Linked DNA regions of Homo sapiens: regions 1, 2, 3, 4 and 5 are each linked to region 6. A link is a contact called in ENCODE Hi-C or POLR2A ChIA-PET data. All regions are on one chromosome and are shown on one strand. The core of a region is the stretch at or near the end of the contact, and the rest is flanking DNA. Distances in the headings are between cores, read along the strand shown.

Evidence for each region. A loop is a pair of places that touch in the nucleus more often than their neighbours do. ChIA-PET counts read pairs that join two places held with the same protein, here RNA polymerase II (POLR2A). Pooled maps may share reads with other maps.
Region 1: a pooled map shows a loop between it and region 6 (5-fold over the local background). The contact joins the enhancer-like site here to the promoter of CD2AP in region 6. A Hi-C loop is called at or near these places in 4 of 50 pooled maps.
Region 2: a pooled map shows a loop between it and region 6 (11-fold over the local background). The contact joins the promoter of TRAM2 here to the promoter of CD2AP in region 6. A Hi-C loop is called at or near these places in 6 of 50 pooled maps.
Region 3: a loop to region 6 is called in a pooled map, with 4 times the contacts of the local background. The contact joins the promoter of TMEM14A here to the promoter of CD2AP in region 6. A Hi-C loop is called at or near these places in 4 of 50 pooled maps.
Region 4: a map of CD8-positive, alpha-beta T cell shows a loop between it and region 6 (20-fold over the local background). The contact joins the promoter of OARD1 here to the promoter of CD2AP in region 6. A Hi-C loop is called at or near these places in 2 of 168 maps with a recorded cell type or tissue (CD8-positive, alpha-beta T cell and naive thymus-derived CD4-positive, alpha-beta T cell) and 11 of 50 pooled maps.
Region 5: a loop to region 6 is called in a map of CD8-positive, alpha-beta T cell, with 17 times the contacts of the local background. The contact joins the promoter of GCLC here to the promoter of CD2AP in region 6. A Hi-C loop is called at or near these places in 3 of 168 maps with a recorded cell type or tissue (CD8-positive, alpha-beta T cell and naive thymus-derived CD4-positive, alpha-beta T cell) and 7 of 50 pooled maps. POLR2A ChIA-PET finds 5 or more read pairs at or near these places in 1 of 52 experiments (HepG2).

Annotation. Positions count from the first base shown.
Region 1 is chr6:53,649,279-53,653,174 of GRCh38, reverse strand. It overlaps KLHL31 (kelch like family member 31), which reads left to right. Exons shown (of 3, transcript NM_001003760.5): 3 at 845-3,896. The coding sequence ends at 1,577. Among named protein-coding and RNA genes, the nearest start is that of KLHL31, 15 kb to the left of the region's middle. RefSeq lists enhancers at 1,069-1,288, 1,319-1,378 and a silencer at 1,750-2,044. Within about 2 kb of position 1,599, at least 25 of the 41 ENCODE cell types and tissues checked have a DNase peak (open chromatin) inside an H3K27ac peak, as active enhancers do.
Region 2 is chr6:52,574,811-52,578,309 of GRCh38, reverse strand. It overlaps TRAM2 (translocation associated membrane protein 2), which reads left to right and starts at 1,250. Exons shown (of 11, transcript NM_012288.4): 1 at 1,250-1,514. The coding sequence starts at 1,395. It overlaps TRAM2-AS1 (TRAM2 antisense RNA 1), which reads right to left and starts at 1,108. Exons shown (of 3, transcript NR_103446.1): 1 at 1-1,108. RefSeq lists silencers at 678-1,537, 3,395-3,444.
Region 3 is chr6:52,669,701-52,673,704 of GRCh38, reverse strand. It overlaps TMEM14A (transmembrane protein 14A), which reads right to left and starts at 2,592. Exons shown (of 5, transcript NM_014051.4): 1 at 2,460-2,592. RefSeq lists enhancers at 2,728-2,887, 2,876-3,376.
Region 4 is chr6:41,070,653-41,074,625 of GRCh38, reverse strand. It overlaps OARD1 (O-acyl-ADP-ribose deacylase 1), which reads left to right and starts at 2,270. Exons shown (of 6, transcript NM_001329686.2): 1 at 2,270-2,390; 2 at 2,951-3,030; 3 at 3,350-3,494. The coding sequence starts at 2,992. It overlaps NFYA (nuclear transcription factor Y subunit alpha), which reads right to left and starts at 1,652. Exons shown (of 10, transcript NM_002505.5): 1 at 1,542-1,652. RefSeq lists silencers at 762-921, 952-1,581 and enhancers at 1,962-2,011, 2,042-2,251.
Region 5 is chr6:53,543,519-53,547,076 of GRCh38, reverse strand. It overlaps GCLC (glutamate-cysteine ligase catalytic subunit), which reads left to right and starts at 1,976. Exons shown (of 16, transcript NM_001498.4): 1 at 1,976-2,581. The coding sequence starts at 2,432. RefSeq lists a silencer at 2,003-2,432 and enhancers at 2,653-2,712, 2,551-3,292.
Region 6 is chr6:47,476,077-47,479,857 of GRCh38, reverse strand. CD2AP (CD2 associated protein) reads right to left here and starts at 2,069. Exons shown (of 18, transcript NM_012120.3): 1 at 1,610-2,069. The coding sequence starts at 1,613. CD2AP-DT (CD2AP divergent transcript) reads left to right here and starts at 1,786. Exons shown (of 1, transcript NR_187257.1): 1 at 1,786-2,615. RefSeq lists an enhancer at 785-1,511 and a silencer at 1,798-2,307.

The DNA of each region.
Region 1 (3,896 bases), core at 350-2,849, 6.2 Mb before region 6:
ATGTCAACAGGAAAGCATCAGTTCACTATGCTTATTTTCCTCCTGCTGTAAAGACACCTTTTAGTACTCGAGTCGCTTTGTGAGGTATTGATTGCAGTGCTTATACATGGATAGTTCCGAGCACTGAAAAAAATATATATTTATCCCTAAACTAAAAAGTCTTCTCTACTGACAAGTGCTGGAAAATAGAAGAGTATCCAAAGTTAAGCCTTTGTTGATGCTTTTAGACAGTTCTATTGGTCTCAGTCTAACAGACAAGAGAAGACTTTGCTGAGTGGCTTGGCTTTACTGTCGCAATGGCCAAGAGAGGTGTAGGATTAAGGGGTTTGTGAGAAATGGAGAAATCCAGTCAGTCAATTCGTATCTTAAACTGTGACAGGGAGCTAGGAATGGTTGGCATCTGAGGATATGCAGAATTGACTTTAATATGGCGATGCCCTTCTCTGATCGCCACTCCTCTGATCGTCACAAATGCCCAGCCTCCCCCATGTGCACATCTCGTAAATCCCACTGGATGATAGATATTTGAATATGGAGGAAAGGGGGACTGAAAGCTCAGTCTCTGTGGGCTCTTCTCCAAGTGGCCCCATAAAGGGAGTGCTTATAAACGGAGGAGAGGCTTATAAACGGGGGCGAGGGGTGGTCAATGCCTGCTTTGTCTTTTCCAAGTGTCACACATTTTTACTGGCTGAGAGAGAAACTCCAGCCTCCAGGTGAGGTGCTGGGCCAGGTCCCTCGCCTCCTTGCAGGGGTAGTGTCAGGCTTCCCACTCATGATTTGCAAAGTAACATGGGGTCCCCAGCTGCCGCCGACAAAGCTGTTACACCTTCTCTATCATTTCCAGATACGATCCCCGCTTCAACACCTGGATACACCTGGCCAGCATGAACCAGAAGCGCACGCACTTCAGCCTGAGCGTGTTCAACGGGCTCGTGTACGCCGCGGGCGGCCGCAACGCAGAAGGAAGCCTGGCCTCGCTGGAGTGCTACGTGCCCTCCACCAATCAGTGGCAGCCGAAGACGCCCCTGGAGGTGGCGCGCTGCTGCCACGCTAGCGCGGTCGCCGACGGCCGCGTGCTGGTGACCGGAGGCTACATAGCCAACGCCTACTCGCGCTCTGTGTGCGCCTACGACCCGGCCAGCGACTCGTGGCAGGAGCTGCCGAACCTCAGCACACCCCGGGGCTGGCACTGCGCGGTCACGCTGAGCGACAGAGTGTACGTGATGGGCGGCAGCCAGCTGGGGCCGCGCGGGGAGCGCGTGGACGTGCTCACCGTGGAGTGCTACAGCCCCGCGACCGGCCAGTGGAGCTACGCGGCGCCGCTGCAGGTGGGAGTGAGCACTGCGGGCGTCTCGGCGCTGCATGGCCGCGCCTACCTGGTGGGGGGCTGGAACGAGGGCGAGAAGAAGTACAAGAAGTGCATCCAGTGCTTCAGCCCCGAGCTCAACGAGTGGACGGAGGACGACGAGCTACCCGAGGCCACTGTCGGCGTGTCCTGCTGCACCCTCTCGATGCCCAACAACGTGACTCGGGAATCCCGGGCCAGTTCGGTATCTTCTGTGCCAGTCAGTATCTGAGCCCAGGTAGATGCAGGGACGCAGGAAGAACACGTTATTTATTCGTAGAGCCACGTGGTTAACCTCTGAGTTCGCGAAAAGGAAAATATTTAACATTTACTACACTGATTGTATTGTAAAATATGTCGAGGCACATGTCCTGATGGCTTTAAATTCCTGGTATGGCATAATCTACCTCTTTTTTTTTTTTTTTTTTTTAGCAAAATACAGGGCAATGGCCAACAAAAGAAACAATTTATTTCAGCGGCCACTGGGTGGCAGACGGAATTCGTTATAGGCACTCTCCCAAGGCGGCATGTTTCCTAAATGTATAGCGGTTACACCCACATTTGAGATTTTTTCCTCTACACGTTAGTACACTTGAGGTTTATGTAAGTGATTTCATGTTCAAAAGTTTATTTTCCTCTCTCTCTTTTTTCTTTAGGAAGTTGAAGATATTCATATAGATTTTATTTATTTAAAAATGGAAATTGTCGATCTCCATAAAGACTTAAGATTTAATTCTGTATTTCAACGCAATTTTCCCCCCATATGTGATTGAGTAAAGGATTTTGAAAGATATCCCATGACAACGTAATAAAGCTTAAAACAAGATCTGACCGAAAAGGAATAGGGATTCCACCCAGGGACCCTAAATTTGATAACCTTTGTGTTAGCGGACATTCCTCTTCCTCCATGCCTCAGGCCCCAGTTTATTTTCTACCATAAAATCATGCTCTCAATGAAGTAATTGATATGAATCATTTAATTTATAGCATAAATTTAAGTCATTTGGTTGTTTCAACTAGAAGGATTTGCATTTTATCCCTTGTCCTCTATTAAAGAAGAATTTCACATACCCTGGGAGCCTTACCCTCACCCTAAAAACTACACCAACCTGGTTAAAGGCAACCTTGGCCCTAATGTACACCCCGCGAAGATCACCAAATAAAACTATGTCCCTAAGGACCATTAGCCTTAAGCTTAGAGAGCTTGAAGTTTACACAACCAATAACAATAATTTTATTTGCCCCAATCTTTTATATGATAAGAATGATAGAAACATTTGGAATTTGTAGATTTGGTAGTAACTGGATGAATGGGTTCTCCTGTTGATAAATGCCATTGTTTCCCATTTAATATGGATCCTCCTGATTTCTTAAGTAAAAATCAAGCACTCATCTCACGTATATAAAAATATATACTCATTCTGTCCTATTTTTATTAATCTCATCTGCTCCAAATGAGCTTTGGATTTATAATCAAAGTGTACCCACTTGATAGCACTTTTCCTATATGTTTGCCAAGTTTTGGGGAAAGGGAATGACTGTAGTAAATGATACATATTTTCCTTTTTTATAATTTATCACTTTATTCTTTGACAGTTTATTTGTTTTGGAGAGGAAGTGGCCTATCAATTATGGGTTATGTGCAATTGGATTTTGAAAAATAAAACAAGCTATTTAGGAATTGAACATGAGATATATGGAAATATAATTTGGTTTTTGTTAATCTCATCCTCTCCACCTTGTGTAGATAGGTTATTGCTAGTTATGATATTTATTTCTAAAATATGTTATTTGAACTGTGAAAAGTGGTTCATATAGTACACTTTGTGGAACAATTTTATATCATTACCCCGATGAAAAGTTCAATCTCTGGATATTTAATGATAACACTCAGGTAAGGGCTACAAACGCTGTAAATTAAGAACAAGATATTATTAATGTAAAAGCGCTGGGCTGTTTCCTTATCCCACACAAAGAATCTTTTACCTTGGTATATGTGGATATGGTATATTACCTTGGTGTATGTATATGTGTGTATACGCACACACTCATACAACTGAGAAGCCTATAGTATATGGTTAATTTTTGGAGAAAAGGGTGTTTTATTGTGGGTTACAGATCATAAGTGAGTGAATAGATGTAATTCCTTGATGCACACCAATAGATGTGTTCCCATTGACATCTTAGAAGTATTGTATGAAGAGGAGGACCTAGGGCTTGAAATGAAATGAGAATCAATCAATTGCAACATTACATGATGGAATAATGAGAAGAGATACTGAAACTAGAGGATTTTTCATCTATCAAAGCTTGATAAATTAGGTTGTGCAAAAACTTGGCAGTGGCTTTCTAGAGATGAAACTGGAGACATGTTAGTGCTGGATAAATCATTTAAAATTACCATTTAATTTATTTTCTACATTGTTTATCTGAAGACTCAGAAAATCCACATATTTGAGCTTACCAGACTCTTGGGTGCATTGCTGTTCTATCTTCTGCTTCAACAGTTAGGAAAATAAAGACCAATATGAATTTGGAATGTCAGAATTTC
Region 2 (3,499 bases), core at 1-2,500, 5.1 Mb before region 6:
GTTCCTCACAAGACGAAGGTTCAACTTTGAGAAAGGTCAGCCTTGAAGTTAAATGAGGTTTAGTCCAATCTAGGCATTACTTTGTCATTTCCTTGAGAGTCAGATAAGGGAATTACAGACCCAAGACTGTATTTTAAGTAAGGTGGAGTGCAGATTGAGGAAGTAAAATTTCTCTAGGAACTCCATCCTGTCTCAATTACATTCCACCGCGTGCCACTTTTAAAAAACCATATTTATTTAGAAGTGAAATAACTGTGGACCTAATAAAAAATGGAATAGGAATTAGTTTTTTTTGTTCATTACGTATTTCTGCACATCTAGAAAGTAACTGACTGCTTCATTACTGGTAGGATTAAATCCAATATTTGCGAATATAATTTATTAAGAACACCTTTTGTCCTTCCAGGAGTACTTTTAAGACTTAATATTAAATAGAAACTTTCAGTGAGAAAGTTCCTTCCTTTTTTGCTTCTTCTGTGTTTATTCTTCCACTTCTTCTGATTAATATGTAAGGTAGACTTTCGGTGAAATGTGTGTAGCTAATTAATGGTGGCATGAGGGTCCCAAAAATTACTGGGCAAAACTGCAATCATCCACCCTCTCCCCGCATTGGAGCGAAAGCTCCCCTAGGGCAGGGTCTTTCGGTTTGTTGATCTACCTGAACTGTGCCTAGCCCACTGCAAGTTCTCGATAAATACTTGAGTAATCTCCATTCACTGATCGTCCGTGCAGGGCGCTGTGGCCAGCCAGAAGGCCGGTTCGCGGCTTCCCTGCTTCCGCCGCACCCGCGCCGCCCTCAGCCCCCGGGGCCACAGCCCGCAACCCCGGGAGCATCCGGCTGCCCGGCCACCCCCGGGGCGCTCGCTGCCTCCGGGGCCTGCCCTTCCCGCGGAGGAAGGAGCGGAGCGAGGAGTGGGAAAGCTGGGCCCACTTCCTGTCCGGGCAGGCCTGGGCGCCCGCCTCCTCCGCGGCCTGCTTTCTCCACCGCGAGCGGCTGAGCCTCGGGCCCCGAGAATGCGGCCGGGCGCGGCGCTGGCGCGGGACGAGGAGGAGCCGAGCCCCGCTCGCCGCCCCCGTACGCCTCCGCCCCGGTAGCCCGCGCGTGCCCAGCGGCTAGAGGGTTAAGCCCGCGGGGGGCGGGGCCAGGCGCGCCGAGTGCGGGCCGCGGGCTGGGCGGGGGCTGGGCGGGGGCTGCGGCCGGGGGCGGTTACGGGCGGCCGGGGGCGGGCGGAGGAAGGGGGCGGGCCCCGAAGTTGTTCCGCGCTGGGCGGGCGAGCGGCTGTGGGAGAGCGGGCGGCGGGCCGGCGGGCGGACCGGGCCGGTGCTGGAGAAGTTTGCGCTGCGGTTCGTGAGCGCAGGGTGCGGGCCCCGCCGGCCGCTGCGCGCCCGCTGCCATGGCTTTCCGCAGGAGGACGAAAAGTTACCCGCTCTTCAGCCAGGAGTTCGTCATCCACAACCATGCGGACATCGGCTTCTGCCTGGTGCTCTGCGTCCTCATCGGGCTTATGTTCGAGGTGAGAGCCTGGGGAGGAGGGAGCTGGAGGGACAGTGCCCCCTGTCGTGCACCGCCCGGCACACCCCTGCAGGTCAGCGGGCCCTCCTCTGATCGGAGGCTCCTGGCTGCCGTGTACGTTATCTGCACCCCGGCTTTGTGCACTGTACCCCTCCGGCCTGTACCCCGGCCAGCCCAGACAGCACCCCCAGCTCCGCGCCGTGCCAGCCATGCCATGCTCTGCCGCCCCCTTGGGCACTCATCGTATCCTGCAGCTCTGTCTGCAGCCCTGAAACCCCAGCCTGGCCTCGAACCAACCGCCGCGCTGCCACCATGGCTTGACGCGTGGGGTTCCCTTTCTGGCGTCCAGGAGCCAAGCCCAGAGACTCCCAGACCCGCAGTCATTGCACAACCCCCTCTTGCCCCAAGGGGTGGCCACTAGCTCTTCTGGGCTTTTCCAGTGGGAGAGACCCAGAACCTTTTCCACTTCCTATGTGATTTTCTGGGTGTTTTGCATCTCAGCTCTGGAACGTGCTCGGATGTTCACGTGTGGCCCTGGCCCCATCCCAGCAGTGGCCTTCTGCTCTCGTCTCGCTCCCACTTTTTTGCTGTGCTCTAGAAGGCCAATTTTTGGATATCCTTTACCACTCCGTGAACTGTCCCTTTAGATCCATCTGCGGCGACCCAGAGCTTCACCCCCTTTACAGAGACAAGAAGAGAGACAGGGATACCCTCCACTTTTTGGGGAAAGTTGATTCTCTTATAGTGTAGGAGTGGGGGGCAGAGGATGGGGATCCCACCCCCAACAGCAATGTCCTGGTGTCGGCCTCCCAGGCAGGGAGTTGTAGAAAGCCAGCAAGGGGTCAGAATTCACAAGACTGATGGGAAGGATTCCCTACTCTTGCAGAGCAAGAAAAATGTGATATTCAAAAGTGGGAAGAACTGGAGGAAGCTTGGCATGGGTTTGTTGCGGTATATCTTGTCTCAGAAGTGAGATATGTGAGCGACATTCCCCTCACTCTCACCGTGGTCTCCTCTGGTTCCTGAGACTCCTTGTCCTCCCTTCTGCGTCAGCTTGCTTATTGCATTCTCACGGTTGGGTTAGGAAGCTGTGATCATTTACAAACTTCCTTGGAGATGGAGGATGGCTTGCCTGGCTAAATTTCCTTCCCTGTCCCTCTGTCTCGGGTTCCCTGTATCTCTACGAATGACAAGGGCCCTAATTGGCTGGCGAAGCTGCCCTCAAGCTGGGAACGTTCTTGTGGTGGCCAAGTCAGGGTTGGATGAATGAATGTGTCCGTGGCTGAGCTTTAGGGTCTGTAGGAAATAAACGGTGGTGCTAGGACTGGGGTCTCCACTCCACTTTTTGATAGTGCTCCTTTAGTTCAGTCCCTCTCTCCTTCCTCTCCCTCTCACAGCTCTCTCTAGTGGTATATTGGGTCGGGCTTGCTCCACCTTGTTCTGGGTTCTCCCCTGGAAGTGTGTGGTGTCACACAGAGTCATATCCGTGTGTCTCAGTCCCTGTTCTGTGACTAGTCTGACTGAAAACTGACTGCAGCCTCAGTTTCCCCATCATTAAAGACGTTCATAAAACTGGTCTTCGTCACAGGGTGGTTGTAAGGTTTAACTGAGATCATATCAGCAACAAAAGCCATAACATCTCCTACCAACATGAAAAAGTCTCTTGCGCCTGGAGCCCTGTGATTATTTATCATAATAATAGCTTAACAAAATAACAGAATTTCCTTTGCCCAGCGCATTCTCTGCTGTCTGTTTGCTGTCCTCCATTCTAAGAGGCCTCCAAGTGCGTGTCCCCAGCCTTGGAGGGTGTGGCTGGAAAGATACACGTGACAGCTGTAAACCTCAAAGCCACAGGCTGCAGCGACGAAGTTTCTCGCATAGCCTGTGGCTCTCTCCGTCATATTTCTAGCATTTGTTAGGGTTTGTGGCCCTCCCTGTTTTATCTTTGCTCAGAAAGGGCTGCCAGCATTTGAGTTTGGTACCTAC
Region 3 (4,004 bases), core at 1,343-3,842, 5.2 Mb before region 6:
CAACACAGCTGTAGGAGGCAGATGTGTGAATGAGCCCTAAGAGGAGAGGTGTGGGTACCATAACAAGGAGTGGCACCCAGCAAGGACTGGGAGCCTAAGGATGCCCAGATCAAACAGGGTCCCAGCTGGGACCTTGGAGAGATGTTGTGCCAAACCCCTATTAACCTCAATAAGGAAGGCAACAGGTTCAAGAGGCCAAAAGAGACCCATTAGGGGCTTACAAACAGAGGAGGGAGTCCAGTGGTGGTGAGCTGGGCAGGAAAACAACCGCTTGCAAACATCATGCAATTTATGCAGCATTTTCACTTAACACCCTCCCCTCAATGACCTCTACCTGGCAACTTGATTTAACTCAAAATTCAAGGCCTCAATTCCCCGTATGGCCCCTGTTCTATGGGACAGGTGGGGCAGGGGCTCAGATGTTCTTCATAGACAAGAAATAAATCTCTGGGTTGGGCAGGCCTGGGTTCCCTAGTTCAGAAAACACATTCAGGTTCATCTGCCACACAGGGTCATTCTAAGGGTATGCTTTAATTATTGCTGTCAGGTGCATTTACCCTACAGGGGAGCATGAATAAGTCAAGTGAAGAGGGTGCAGGGAAGGGTGTTCCTGGCAGAAGGGAGCGCATGTGCAAGGCCCTAATGGCACAAGAAAGCATGTTCTCAAAATGAAAAGTGCAAGGGGCTTGTGAAAAGAGAGGGTGCTGGTGAGAAAGACAGGGCTGTACACCCACATAAGCCCCGTAAAGGGAGTCTGGTTCCGTCCTAAGGGCAATGAAGGATCACTGAAGGGAGCCTCACAATCAGATTTAAATTCCAGCAAGCACTTCCCAGTTGCAGTAGTGAAGATGGGTTGTGAAGTGAGGCAGGGAGATAAATCGGGAAGCTGTTGCAGTAAAGTAAGCAAGAGCTTAGTTGATAACGGTAGGCTTATCTAGAGAAATGGCAATGAGAATGGAGAGAAGGTGGACAGATTTCAGAAGTTCAGGAGGTAGAATCAGAATTGAATTTGAGGCGGGAAGGGAAAGTCAGGGGTGAATCAGAGATGACTCACCCCTAGGTATCTGGCTTAGACCATTAGGAGAAGTAGGGAGTCGGGGAGCCTCATGCTATTCCCTGAGACAGAGAACATGGGAACAGCAGCAGGTGTGTGGCGGTGGGAAGAGGGAGGTGGCTAGGAATGATGGGACCTGTTTAGAATGTATTCAGTCTGAGACGCCCAACACACAGTCCGGAAAACACCCTTACATACAGATCTGAAGCTTATGAGAGTTCTTTCATTATCAGGTGTAACTTCTAGACCTAATTTTCTCCTAAAGCTAAGTAGCTGTTGTGAAAGATTAATTCCACTCCATCCTGAGCCCCCCAGCTCTTCCTGCGATCTTCTCTTGAGGACCCATACCCTTTTACTTGGTTGGGATTCTCTCAACTCTCAGCCAGCCAAGCTCCTTGAGGGCAAACCAAGGTTCAGTTTATCTTTGTCCTCCTCACAGCACCAAGAACCCTGCCATGCACAAGGCAGGTACTTAAAATACTTGTTAAATGAATAAATGAGTGAGTGAACCAAAGGAACAGCTTCTGCCTGAAGACATTCTGTAACTGACCTACCCAATACAGCTTTATTGCCAGGAAACAGGTAGCCCCTTAATCTCCTTAGCGAACTGACTGTTGTTCTAAAGAGGCAAAATAAATCTACTCCCAATGCTTGCAAGAAGATTCTGTTCTCACAGAGAATATTCAGACAAAAGAATCACCTATTCCATGACGGAGCCATGTGGCCAGGCCAGAAGCACACATTAAAGCCAGAGGCTGTGTTAACATGGAAGGGATAAGGTGGGAGAGGATGTGCACAGCACATCACACGCTCTCATCACAAATGTGATGCTCAAGCCTTGGAAGGACTAAAACGCATCTTGGATGCAATGCAGCAAAACGATTTACCATACCAGGTACAAAACAAGGTGACAGGGGACAGCCTCGCTGCCCGCCCCAAATCCTCCAAAATTCGGAGAATTAAGAGATTTTCGGTGAACTGTTACATAAAAAGCATTTTCACATGCTAAAGATATAACAATTACCTACCCTTGAGCTCTTGGAGGGCACAAAAGGCACATTTTCGAGTGGGGTCTGGGTGGTGCTGAGAAGGTTAAAATCCTGCCAAGCATTTTGCAATGGTCCATGAGCCCACCCCACCACCCCAGATCCAGGAAGGTAGGAGGCAGGATAGGTGGGATATTTAGGGATACCAGAAGGCAGAAACTCGGGAGGAGGAGAAAAATGATACCGCGGAGGTAAGACCGATGCCCTGCAAAATCCCCTCAAGGTCCTCTGCATCATCGTTTGCTGTACAGGTTTGGCGCGGGGGAGGGGATGCCCGCTAAGCAACGCCCCTTATATTTCTGCAGTTTTGTAAGAAAATTCAGAGCAGGAAGGTCTCCATTGCGGGATGCACAGCTCACCTGCAGCCCCGAGCCTTCACTGCAGCTGAAAAGACAGAAGTCTGGGGCCAGCTGCCGCCAAGCGCGGTACCTGGAGTCCGGAAGCAGTCTCCGCACCAGCGCTGTCCCACTCGGCGCCCAGCCGTCTCGCGCTGAGCAAAGGCCGCTCCCTCCTGGAAACGCCCTCCCTGCCGCGCGCATGCGCTGTGTCCCTTCTCGCCTTGCAGGACTCCACCCGGTCCATGCCCTCCGGCTGAATCCGGGCGGCCTGTAGGCCAGGCAGCCAGGAGGCCCTGTGCTGCAACATCCCGGCGGCAGCCGGACCCGTTGCTCCGTCTATCCTGCCTTCGGCCCTGTCCTGGAGCCAGGGCTGGGGTTTGCTGCCTCCCGCCTGACGGAGCAGGACTGGCAGGAAGCGTGTTTGCAAGAAGCCAAAATTACAGAAGGCGAAGATTTTTAAATTAACTCCATTCATCTTTCAAGGGACATTTCCAGAACCTCCAAAAGGCAACCCGAGGTCTTCTACACACCCTCCAGCAGACTGTCCCCACTGTCAGTGGAGGGAGCTAAGGTTCAGTGAGGTCAAGTGACTTAGTTGTCCCAGGTCAAAATCCAAGTTTGCCTGGTGTCAAAGCCCAAGCACCCTTCATTACACTATGGGATCATCTAGATGTGGTTGGGAGACGAGGATCCTAGTTTTAAACTTCAGGCCCAGGATTTGCTGGGTTTAGATATCTACTGGGAAAGGTATAGAATTCCAGAGTTGGAAAGCACTTAAAACCTTGCCTAATGCAAGGCAATCCGCTCAATCCCAGGAACGAAACTTAAACTGACCTTATTTTTTTTTTAAATACAGGATCTCAGTCGGTCGCCCAGGCTGGAGTGCAGTGGCACCATCCCGTCTCACTGCAACCTCTGCCTCCTGCCTCCTGGGTTCAAGCGATTCTCCAGCCTCAACCTCCCAAGTAGCTGGGATTACAGGTGTGTGCCACCTCACCCGACTATTTTTTTTTTGTAGAGACGGGGTTTCACTGTGTTGCCCAGGATGGTCTTGAATTCCTGAGCTCAAAGCAATCCTCCCGCCTCTGCCTCCCAAAGTGCTGGGATTACAGTTTAAATTGACTTTAAATTATGCCTCCCTGTAGCAACTTATCATCTCAATCTTCTGCCTTCTTGATTGAATACAGAACTCCGACCCTCTTCCTTATGTAACAGCCCTTTGGAGATTTGAAGAAGGTTGTCATAGTGAAGTAGCTCTAGAGGTTCTGTGTCACTGAGAATTACAGCGGAATTCCTCAGAATAAAAAAGGAAACTCAAAAATTAAATCTTGTGAAGTTTGTTTGCTACATCTATTCTTTGTGCATAAAAGTGCTTCAGGGAAGTAATATAACTACATCTAACTTATGAAAGTCTAAGTTGGTCCTGGGGAATTAATAAAATTCCTGAAGATTCACAGAAGAGTTGATGGCAAGGCACTGGAATGTGGCGTGGAGAAAGTGATAGCCTGAAATTTGGTTCTGAGTTCTCTCAGCCCTCCTTTCCATCCCCTTCTATGCCCATCCTTA
Region 4 (3,973 bases), core at 1,021-3,520, 6.4 Mb after region 6:
TTCCTGCCTCCAACAGTGTAATTTGATTCCTCTGCACATGCTTTTCTTCTCTTCGAGCAAGCTCTTCCATCTTTCCTGTGGAAGAATTACCATCATTCTTCAAGGCCAGTCAAAAGTGCGGTGGTGATAAGCCTTTCACGGAGGCTAGCTCACGCATGGATACTTCACAGCAACTGAACTTGGCCCCTTTATAGCACTAACCGTTAGGTATTAACTACCTGTTCACCTGTCAATTTCCATCAGGTAGGCACAGTTCTTATTGACCTCTACGTACTCCCTCCCTAACACACGGATTATACCTGGCATATACTAACTGCTGGATAATTGGTTGCCAACAGCAACCTCTCACCCTAAGGAAAACCCCACAACACTGTTAGTTTCTAAACATCTGCTGAGAAAACGTTAACACAGGACTTGAAAGTGTATCAGAAAAACATAAACCAAGAGATGAGTGGACTGGGTCAAGCCTGACACAAAGTAACATAGAAAGGCGAAGGCAAAAACAAAGGGAAAAAAAACCCCCAAAACTGTACTATATTCCCAAGGGAGGGAGATTTCACAAAATGAGCAGTGGATAAGATTAGTAATATGAACAGCAAGTTGTGCAGCCTCCGGAAAGAATGCGCAAGGGTATCAATCTTCTAAGAGTGAGGTTCCAGGCACCGAATGGACTGGTCTTACAGCCCGGACAAGAAACGGAGACCGCTTGGTTGGGCTCCAAGACGGAGGTGTGCGGTCCTGCCACTGCGAACGGGGCGGGGAAGAGAGGAAATGACGAGCCAAAAGGGGTGGTAACGGCGCCGGGCCGGAGACCCGGGCGGAGCGGGCTGGGAGGAGGGGCGCGGCGGAGCAGGGGGAGTGGGCGAACTAACGGCCCCCTCTCCCCACCAGGGAGACAGCGGGGGCGGGCCCATAGGGCTCCGAGGCGTGGGCGGGCCAGCCCCGTTGCCAGCCGCACACGGGACCCCGCGGCCGCGGCGCGCACCCTCCCCAGGCCTCCCTCCCGACCTAGAGGGGCTGCAGATAAGACAGACCCGGCTCGCTGGGAGCGGGGAGCGGGGGGCGCGGGCCCCGGGGAGGCTTCCTGTCCCAAGGGCCGGAGAGTGGAGAGTGCAAGGGCAGGTTTAAGTTTGCGGCCAGAACGACCAGGAGGAAATCGCCGAGGCCCAGGGCGCGCATGTGTCCCCTAGTGTAGGGCCATTCGTGGCCCCAGGCCTGGGGCCTGAGAACCTGGGCCTGAGTCGGGGAACAGGGACGCATTCCCAACTGGCCCTGGCACCCTGCGAGGGTCGGAGCCCCGAGGTGCCTGCTCCCCGAGGCGCCATCCCCGCGCGGGGCGGCCCCTGCAGGCCTCGGCCGGGAGTGCCCCGAGGCGCTCGCAGGCCCCGGGCCGGGGCCGCTGGCCGCCCGGCTCGGCTAGGCTCAGCTCGACTCCCCGGGCTCGACGGGCGCCTGGGCCTCTCCTGAGTGGTCAGCGAGACCCGCCAATCGGGGCGCTGGGGCCGGCTCTGGGCCGCTGGATATTGGCTCCTCACACTCACCGTGCCTCGCTCCCCCGGTTCGCTGCCCGCGCTGATTGGCTCCAGTACCGGACTCCGAAACCCAATCAGAGGCTCCAGCCGCCGCTGCCGCCGCCACTGCCGCTGCCTAGCAAAATGGCGAACCCGAACAAAGGGGAATCGGGCCTCCCTCCAACCGCCTCCGCGCAGGCGCCTCTGAGGCCACGCCCACTAACTCCAGTTCAGGGATCGCCCCACCCCTTCGGAGGAGCAACGCGCAGGCGTTCCCTGAAGCCACGCCCACCTTCCCGCTTTGACACCACCCCCAGTGAAAGGAATACGCAGGCGCTTTCCAGACGCGCCAGACCCTTCAACTCAAAACGCTGCCTTGAGCTTAGTACTACGCAGGCGCTAACTAGCCCCTTTGCCAGCTGCCCACCCCTTTCCAAGTGGCCACTAGGACACACCCCTGCGGCTAATGCGCAAGCGCCACTTTTCCCGACTCGTGGGGCAGTTTCGTTACGCATGCGCGGGCGGCGGCGGGAAACCACGGAATTTACTGCCGGAAGTTCGGCGGCCTTCGCCAAAGAGTGTGGGCTCGGCTAGCAAGCTAGAGGGGCTCGTTTCCGCCCCGCTACCGGGCGGGGGCGGCCATCTTAGATGCGTGCAATTAAGGGCTTTGGCGGGATTGGCTCCGCGTTTGGGCTGGTCCGCTGCTCCCCACCTACCAGGGTCGGATCCGGAGCCCTTCCCCGCGGGGCGGGGACCTCCAAACAACCGACTCCTTTCCAGGTGAAGGGTGACTTGGGTACGTTGGGGCTTTGAGCGAGCCTCCCCGCACCCTCCCATAGGACCCCAGGACAGACTGCGTCCTCGCTGACCCGCCCTAGGGTAGGAGACAGAGAATGGGAGGCTTCAATAGACTCTTTCCTTCTCCCACGCACCCCCCAAAAAAGTGGGGGGTGAACGTTCCTTGAGAGGCCGCCTTCCTTTCCCCACGCCTGGGGCTCAGCACGCCAGTACCCTGTACACTCTGTGGTTGCGGCTTAACGGGACTGTGGCCAAGTCCCTTCTGTTTTCTTCTAAGCCAGACCCACTGGGGAAATACTTTTGCGTCGTGCAGAGAAAAGGAGACCGTCCTAAATCGGCCTTGCTCCGGAGTGGCCCTGGAGAAAGGAGGAGGCGTGTCTTAGGGATGGGCTTTGCTTCCGCTGACGGAGCGGGGCGCTCCAGGAAAGCACGAAATGAGAGCGGGTCGAGACAGCCTCCGAACCTAAGCGTTCTTCCTCTTTGCCCCAGAAGGGTTTTGTATTACGTCCCAGGGGCCGAACAAACTCACATTCATCGATAAACGTTGGGGAAAAAAGCCTATTAAGTGGTTGTACAGGGCAATCAGAATATTATATACTAAGGCTGCCTAAGCATTTTTACTTCCTTTTCCCTTCTCATAGCTGAAGAAACACTTAAATTCTGGAAATAGCGACTCAGTATCATGGCCAGCAGCCTTAATGAAGATCCAGAAGGAAGCAGAGTGCGTAACAACTATTGACTTATTGGTGAACTGAAATTCGTAATAATGGAGGTCAAAAGCATAAACACTTTTTAATTAAATTAATGATTGCATTATCTTTTTTTCTCTCTAGCTGATTTACTTTAAAAAGGCTCAAAATTCTAGGCAGGGATCATCCATTACTTTCCTTTTACACATGCTGTAATTGGTTTGGCTTTAAATCAGATTGGAGGAAGGGGTGCCGGGAGAGGTAGTCGTGGGGGACACAAAATACAGAAAAATAGCTTAGTATTTTACTGTATCTAATAAAACATTGTCTTTTCCTTTGCACATTTTTTAGATCACTTATGTGAAAGGAGACCTTTTTGCATGCCCGAAAACAGACTCTTTAGCCCACTGTATCAGTGAGGATTGTCGCATGGGCGCTGGGATAGCTGTCCTCTTTAAGAAGAAATTTGGAGGGGTGCAAGAACTTTTAAATCAACGTGAGTTTTGGAAACCACTTACCTGGTTTGCCCTGGCTAGAGCACCTTTTAATCTGTTACACTTTAATAAAATATGCGTGTAAAGAGGGGATTCCTAAGAACCAAATGTTTTTAAGATTTTCCTCCCCAAGAATGGCCTCTAGTTTAGACGTTTACCATATCAAAACCCAACTCCTGTGAAGGTTTTTAATCTCTTCCTCTTGTATCATGAAACTTTCTTGACGATATTACTGTACTTCTCTGAAACTTGAAATAACTCTGAGATGCTTAGTCTATAGGTTGGCATTCAAGATCCTTTACTTACCAATATTCTGCTTTCTCTTCAAAGAGGAATTTAGAAACCTCTTCTTCCTTACAGACCCCTCCCATCACTTTCTACGGGCCACTTTAAACCAGAAATGTGCACTAGAATCCTATGTAAAGCTTCTGCAACAGTTTCTCCGACCACATTCCAGGCTTAACAGCATCAGTGTCCACAG
Region 5 (3,558 bases), core at 727-3,226, 6.1 Mb before region 6:
TTTACATCTTTTTATTCTACTGTCTTAGAATCTGGTGTGTGACTTACACTCACAACACATCTGGGCCACTAAGTTTTCATTGGAAATACTTGATCTGTAATTACATTTCATAAAATTTACAGTCAAAAATGGATTCACATTTCCAACTTGTTTCAAATTTACTTAAAAGTTTTCCAGTAACTGAATGGAATATCAGTTTTTAAATTTACATTTAAATTGATTAAATTAAAATGAAAATTTGGTTTCTCGGTCATGTTAGCCACATTTCAAATGTACATTGGCCAATGTGGCTGATGGCTGTCGTGTTGAACAATGCAGGTCTATGAGAATGTCAGATGACATTATGAGAATAACCCAATGATCCTTGGATGTCTTACCTACATGGGAAACACTGTTTCTCCCCCTCTCCCACTACCTGCTTTTCACGGAGAAGCTAACATTTATTAAGCACACACTCTATACCAAGCACTTTTCTAGAATTAAAGGTACAAAAGGCATAAGTCATCTGTGCCCCAGAGGAATTCACTATTTAGTGTGGAGCTATCTTTAAAATGACTCTATCATTAATGTACGAATGCAACCAAAACACAGAGAGGAATAACTGTGACTCAAGAGATGAACATGAGTGTGTCAGATGGAGAATTTCAAGCAGGAAAAACAACAGAGTGCCAGAACCATATACAGATCTGGTGAGGTTGGTGGGAGGGCAAAGGAGGTTGTTGAAAAGGCTGTGGAAAAATTAGAATGTGGTTTGATTTCTATCCCACCTGTGTGATGAGGATGGAAACATCTTCTCCTGAGCTTCAAACATCCCTACCACACACAGACACACACACACAGACACACAGACACACACACACACCATTGTGGAAATCCCAGCCAGACCTTGGGTATTCATGCCCCCAAGCCCTGTGAGGGGCACATCCAATATGAAGGCTGTGGGAGAAGAGAATCCTGCTATCATGTACTCACTCATTTAGCAATTAATAAGTGCTTACTAAATGTTAACTCTGTAGTGCGAGGGAAGAGGGTATGATAAATACACACTTTCTGGGTAGGTACATGTATGATCTAGTTGCCTTCACTTTTCCCCTGACAGGTCATTGCTCTGTCAACACATATTTATTAAACAATCACTTGGGGGCACGGTACCTCCTTCCTCTCCTTTCCCTCCGAGATAAGGCCAACTCTAGGTGTTCCCACTATCTTCAACCCCACCCCACGGTAGGCTCACAAGAACGTCATTTTGATCACTTAAGGGATGAATTTTAGGTTTAGATGGAGGATAAACTTTTGGAGATGGTTCCTCATATGGTCTGTCTGGAGACTTTTTGCAATAAATGGTGTCCGTGCCATCCAGAGAACATAGGTCACCAGTTAATCAAGACAGTAGGGAATAATGATTTACACATGTTGACAAATTGATTCCTCTTAATAACCAGGTCAATTTTTTGGCCAACACTATACACATGTACACTATGCACATAATTACGACATCTATAAAAGATAGAATTAATCTAATTTTATGCAGATATGGGAAGAACTCGTCCCAAGTCTCACAGTCAGTAAGTGATGGAGCCTAGAGTTGAACTGTTTCACTTCACTACCATGTTAATACTTTTCTCAACACATTCTGCCGCTCTCACTCTAAGTGTGAGGCCCTGTCCAACTAAAACATAATATGGTGAGTTCGTCATTGATTCAAATAATCAACTTTCTTCCCGAATCCCAAGTTTATCTCTTCTGATTAGGAAAAAAAATGCATTTTGATATGTCGCGTTTGCGTAAAGCGAGGCCGACCGCACGCCCCCTTCTCGCGAGCTGCTCCCCTCAACTGCGACCCAATCACCCTTGCACACGCCTCCTGAGCCCCCGCGGTTCCCACCGGGCTTCAGGCCACGCCTCCGCCGCTGCACCGCCTCCTCTCCCCGCCTTCGCCCGTAGTCTATAAAACCTGGAGCGCAGGATCGCGCCCAGGAGCGGCGAGCTAGCGGACGCAAAGACTGGGCATGCTCCGCGGCGGCGCAGGTTTTGGTCACAAGTAGGAAGAAGCCAGTGCACCAGACCGGCAAAGAGAAGCGGGAGCCGCCGCGGCAGCGCGGCCGTGGGGTCCGCCGCCGCCGCATCGGAGCGGGAGGAGGAGCAGCGGGGAGGGCGAGGCCGCCGGGCCGAGAGCCGTCCCGCCTGCTCTCGGTCTTCTGCCTTCGCCTCCGCGCGGTGCGTCGGACCCAGGGTCTGTCACCTGGGCGCCAGGGGCCGCCGCCGGGGAGCCGGAGCGGGCAGGACCCTCCCTCCGCCGACTGCGGCCCGAGAGCGCCCCCGCGGGGTGGAGCGGCAGCCGCCTTCTGCGGGCGGCTGAGTGTCCGTCTCGCGCCCGGAGCGGGCGACCGCCGTCAGCCCGGAGGAGGAGGAGGAGGAGGAGGGGGCGGCCATGGGGCTGCTGTCCCAGGGCTCGCCGCTGAGCTGGGAGGAAACCAAGCGCCATGCCGACCACGTGCGGCGGCACGGGATCCTCCAGTTCCTGCACATCTACCACGCCGTCAAGGACCGGCACAAGGACGTTCTCAAGTGGGGCGATGAGGTGAGCGCCCGCGGTCCCCGTCCCCGCCGGGCACCCGTGTCTGGCCGCCCGCGCTGCCTTTGTCTTGCCCTACGCCCCCGGCCCTATCGCGGTCCGCGTTCTCCACTGCGCCCGGGGGTCCTCGAGCGCCTCCCGGCCCCGGGAGCATCGTCCCTGCTTTCGCCTAGTCCGCGTCCAGGGCCATCCTCCTGACTAGACTCCTTTCTTGTTCATTCATTCTTTTGGGTTTTCCCCTTCATTCCATAAACACGGATTGGGCGCTGGGAGGGCGTGAGCATGAAAAAGTGACATTAGGTGCTGCGAGTCTTCAACCTAGTGTATCTGCAGACCGGCAACTACCATGATCCACCTTACAGGCTCAAAATTCGCTTTTGCGGTCAATATGAAAGAGATTTAAGTTTTCCTAGTAGGCCTGCTGCTTTTAGAAATCAGGTCTTCAGGATGTCCACTTCTGCCCTACCTCATGCAGGTGTCTTTTCCTTAAACCTCTCCAACTTCTCATCTTCCCTCCCCTCCAAAACACACACACTTCATAGCTATAAATTGAAACCAGTAAATTACGGCTCAGTTTCCTACATGGGGGAGGAACCTTCCCTTTCCTGTTTAATTCTAAGTGGGAATGCATTTAGAGTTTCAACATTAGGATTTGCTTGTGTCTTTCCATGGCCTAGGTCCAGCAACTAAACTTTACAAACCAGTGTTCTGCCTAGAGATGAAATGTCTCTAGATTCTCAGTAGGTTGAACCATTGTTTATTGGAATGATCTGGAATGCAGCAATGTTAAAACTGTTGATTTAGTGTCATCTGCCAAAACTTTTTGTGCCTTCCCTTTCTGTTTTTGAAAATTACGTGTGTATGCAGTACACATTAAATGACTTCTTGAGAAGTCCATCTCTGTTTTTGTTTTTAGCTTTTGCCTTAGATGGCTTGCCACCTGTGTAAATTGTTTATCTTTTGGCCAGTGTTGTTATCAATCT
Region 6 (3,781 bases), core at 820-3,319:
GTTACAAGCACATCCAAAAGCAAAGCAAAAAAAAAAAGTATTTAAATAATTTCAAAATGCGAACAAATATTATTTAGAATTTAGCTCAAAAGCCCTATATGCAAAACAAGACTGCATCCCCAGGTCATCCAAAGTAGTTTAATTTTATTCTGCATCCCATTTAAGACAGAAAAGAACTGTGTAATTAACTTTAGTATTATCTTAATCCAAAGCAGTTAAAGTGATTTTATAATTTCATACTTAAAAGAATATGCCCACAATTGCCCTGCAAGCTCAACTAATCAATTATAAAATAATTCATTTGAAAATTCCAAATAGCAAATGTTTTATTTCACTGTTTTTGAGCTCAAGAGCACTTTTGAGTATGAAAGTTACCTGAAAGGAGGGAGGTGGAGAAGGGAACATAAAATTAGAAAAGTCTAAGAAAACAGAGGATAGCTAGGCGAGTGTCTATAAACAATATGCTCAAAACATCCCCCACAAAGCAAAGTGTGGACAGAGGGTGCCACATCAGCAGTAGTCTGTATTCGTCCTGCTTCTAAATCATTTGTTAATTACATGAATTATTCATTTCGGTGATCGTTTGTTGATATGAAGCAGTACCAACTCTCAACTGCAAAAAGTGATAGGGTCCTCCTGATTTGCTCTACAAAAATCAAACTTGGGTTTACTCTTACAGAACACGTTCTGCCTTATAGAGACACAGGGTGTTTTGTTTTTTGTAAGCTATTCTTAAGTTGCTTTTAATTTTTAAAGGATTGAGGGAGTTAGTTTAATGCCTAGCCCACACCGAACTTTGTTATCAAAAGAAATTGTTACACCACTTAACAAAACTCCTTTTCAACCCGGACTGCCACACATTCTGCCTTCTCTAACTTCAAACAAAACTATAAAGCACATAGTAAATAACATATAAGGCCTTGTATTTTTCTCTCCTCCGGCAAGGAAGTCTAACTCCAAACAGGAAACTGCTCCTCAAAGGATCCAACACTGAAGTCCAAACCCAGTCCTCGGGAGCACACTGAATGCTTAGGTGCCAACACACTTGCCTAGGTAGAACCCGAGTAAAACAAATACTCAAGCTTTCCTGTCCTTGAGGCACCCCTTGCGAGTTTCAGCAGGAAAAAAAAAAAGTTTTTGAACAAATTTATCTCTCTCCTTAAACGTATTCAAAGCCTCGCAGAAAATAAAGAAGTTGAAAGTGCTACTTTATCAAGTTTTTCGATCGCCCTCCCCCATCCCACGAGGAGGGGGAGGGAAGCAAGGGGATGAGGAAGGGAAGGAAGGTCAGGTCTGATTTTAGCTGGGCAAGGGGTTAGCAGAGGTGGCCAGGCGCCCCCGCCCCCCATCCCGCACCTTTCTGGTGAACAGGAAAAGAGGCGGAGAAGGGAGAGCGAGGGAAAGCACCCGCGAGCTCTCCCACCAGTTTCTCCGTGAGAAGAGCAAGGTGGAAGGCAGGGCAAGAAGGGGCGGTGGGGAGAATGGAGAGGGTGGGGTGCTGCCGCTCAGGGGCTGACCGCAGTCGCCTCCCCAGAAGGCCGAGAAAGGGCACAGCCTCCCCGGGTCTGGAAGGTCCGGACGGGCGGCGGGAAGCGCCCGAGTCTCTTACCCATGCTGGGGGCTCCCGCGGGGAGAAGCCGACGTCCGCTCCTCCTCCTCCTCCTCCAGTGGTGGCTCGCGCGGCCGCTCCCGCGGCTGGAGGCGGGACCCGCGCTCCGCGCTAGCCCCTCCTGAGCTCAGGCGGGGCGAAGAGTCGCCTCCATCCGCCCGCGGCGCTCTCCTACCAGTCTCTTCAGCGCGGCCCTCGAGGCAGAGGCAAAGGCGGCGACAGCTCCTCACCCCTGGCCTCCCCAGGAGCCACGGCGGCGGGAGGGCCCTACCCCGCCCGCCCGACCGCGGTTTTCCCACCCTGGCCGCTCCCGCAGTGGGGAGGGACCCACCGGTTTGCCCAGACCCTCGGCTCCAACCCCGAGCGCCCGCCTAGCCTCGGAGCCCGCCCCTCGCCTCTTCCTTAGCACTCGCAGTTAGAAAAGGCGACACCGTAGACTAAGGTGGGGACCCAGACAGAGGCCGAGAAGGTGCGGGGAGCTGGGACCGGGAGGAGGCAAATCTCGCGAGAACGCCCTCGTTCTCCCCGCCCCACCCCGCCCCGTCGCGTTCGGGCTCTCTCCCGGTCCCCACGGCTGCTGCCAGGTGCGGTGACGTCACGGCCGGGGGTCGCGCGCCGACCGCGTCCAGGTGCAGCGAGCGGATGAGGAAGCGGTGCAGAGGAGCTTGGGCTCGCTCTCCCCCCGGAGGCTCGGAACAGCTTGGGCGGGCGTTTGGTCTGGTTTGTCGCCTCAGATGGATCAAAAGGTTTCTGCTGATAGGCAAAGTTGCCCCACTTTCCGCGGCGGCGACGCGGAGTTACTTTCTGCAGCGAAGCAGCCTCGAGGACCTTAAAGGGAAAAGGCGGACAGAAGGAGGGCGAGCGCACTTGATTTCGACCTTTAAGGGAGGCCCAGATGCTGCCAGGCCCCTCAGTTTACCTTGCGAAGTTACTTACGGATCAGCAGCATTTGGTCTTCGTCGGGTGAGGGAGAAACCTAGGCATCAAATAAATTCTGTTTCACAGATTCCTTTAGTCTCTTGTCAGCTGAATGCAACTTTATAATTTGCTTTTTTTCTTTTTAAAGTATAATTTGAGTTGTTACTTGATCGAGAGAAAAATAGGCATCATGATTTGAAATACTGCCAGGCATTTTTTCTAGCGTCAATGTGAAGGAGGGCATAGGATTACTATAGTCAGTCAAACATGAGCTTGGTAGTTACGAAGAAGTATAATTATTTCAGCAAGCTTTTTTTCCCCCTTCTGTTTAAGTAGACCCAATTCCAGGGCAGATGTGTGTGTGAGCGTTTGTTGAACGCCAACTATTGTGCCTAGTGCTTTTTCAAGAAATTTTGTAATTCTCAGTCATCCAGCACTGAAACTGACTTGCCCTTTGGATCCAGGCAGACATGGGTCCTTGAAACTCAGCACAGCCATTTACTTTTTGTGGGACCTTGGATAAATTAACCTGTCTGAACTTCAATTTCTTGAGTATGTTCAAACAAATCTTGCAATGCAGAGCACAGTGGCCCATAGTAGTAACCTTGGACGTATCCATTACCACTATTTCCTATAGGCCTGCTTTTGCCATCTTTTAATTCTTCTAATGCTTCTCAAAAGGTTACATGTGGTAATTTTATAACAAGAATGATCAAACTCACAAACAGCAGCCAAAAAGGATAAAAGAAAAAAGTTGAATATACTCACCTAAACAAGATTACATTGACATCATGGAACATGTGCCTTTTTTAGGTAACAAATATGTGTTCAGCATTATGTTCGTTGTCCCCTACCAAGCAAAAAAATAAAAAGCTAAAGTACAGCGCTAATCCTCAGAGATTTTGCATTCTTCTAGGGGGGTGAGATACGAACACAAAGTTAATTAACAGTATGAGGTAGTGAGGGTCAAATGCTTGAGAATTTAAAGGAAAATAAATTACTGTGGGCAAAGCAAGCTGTAAAGAGAAGGTATGAGTTGAACGAAAGCTTGGGGAAGGCAATAATTCAGTCTGGAGGAGTCCTAGAACTGAGGAATGGAAGTGGATATGCAAACAGAGTATTTCTGAGCCTTTAAGAAATGTGTGTGGCTCAAGCAGCCCATAAGGAAGGCCATTTACGATTTGGAAGAATGAGGCTGGTGATGGGCTAAGAAGGATTCATGAAAGGAGACAAAAATATAAGCTATTGGAAGCA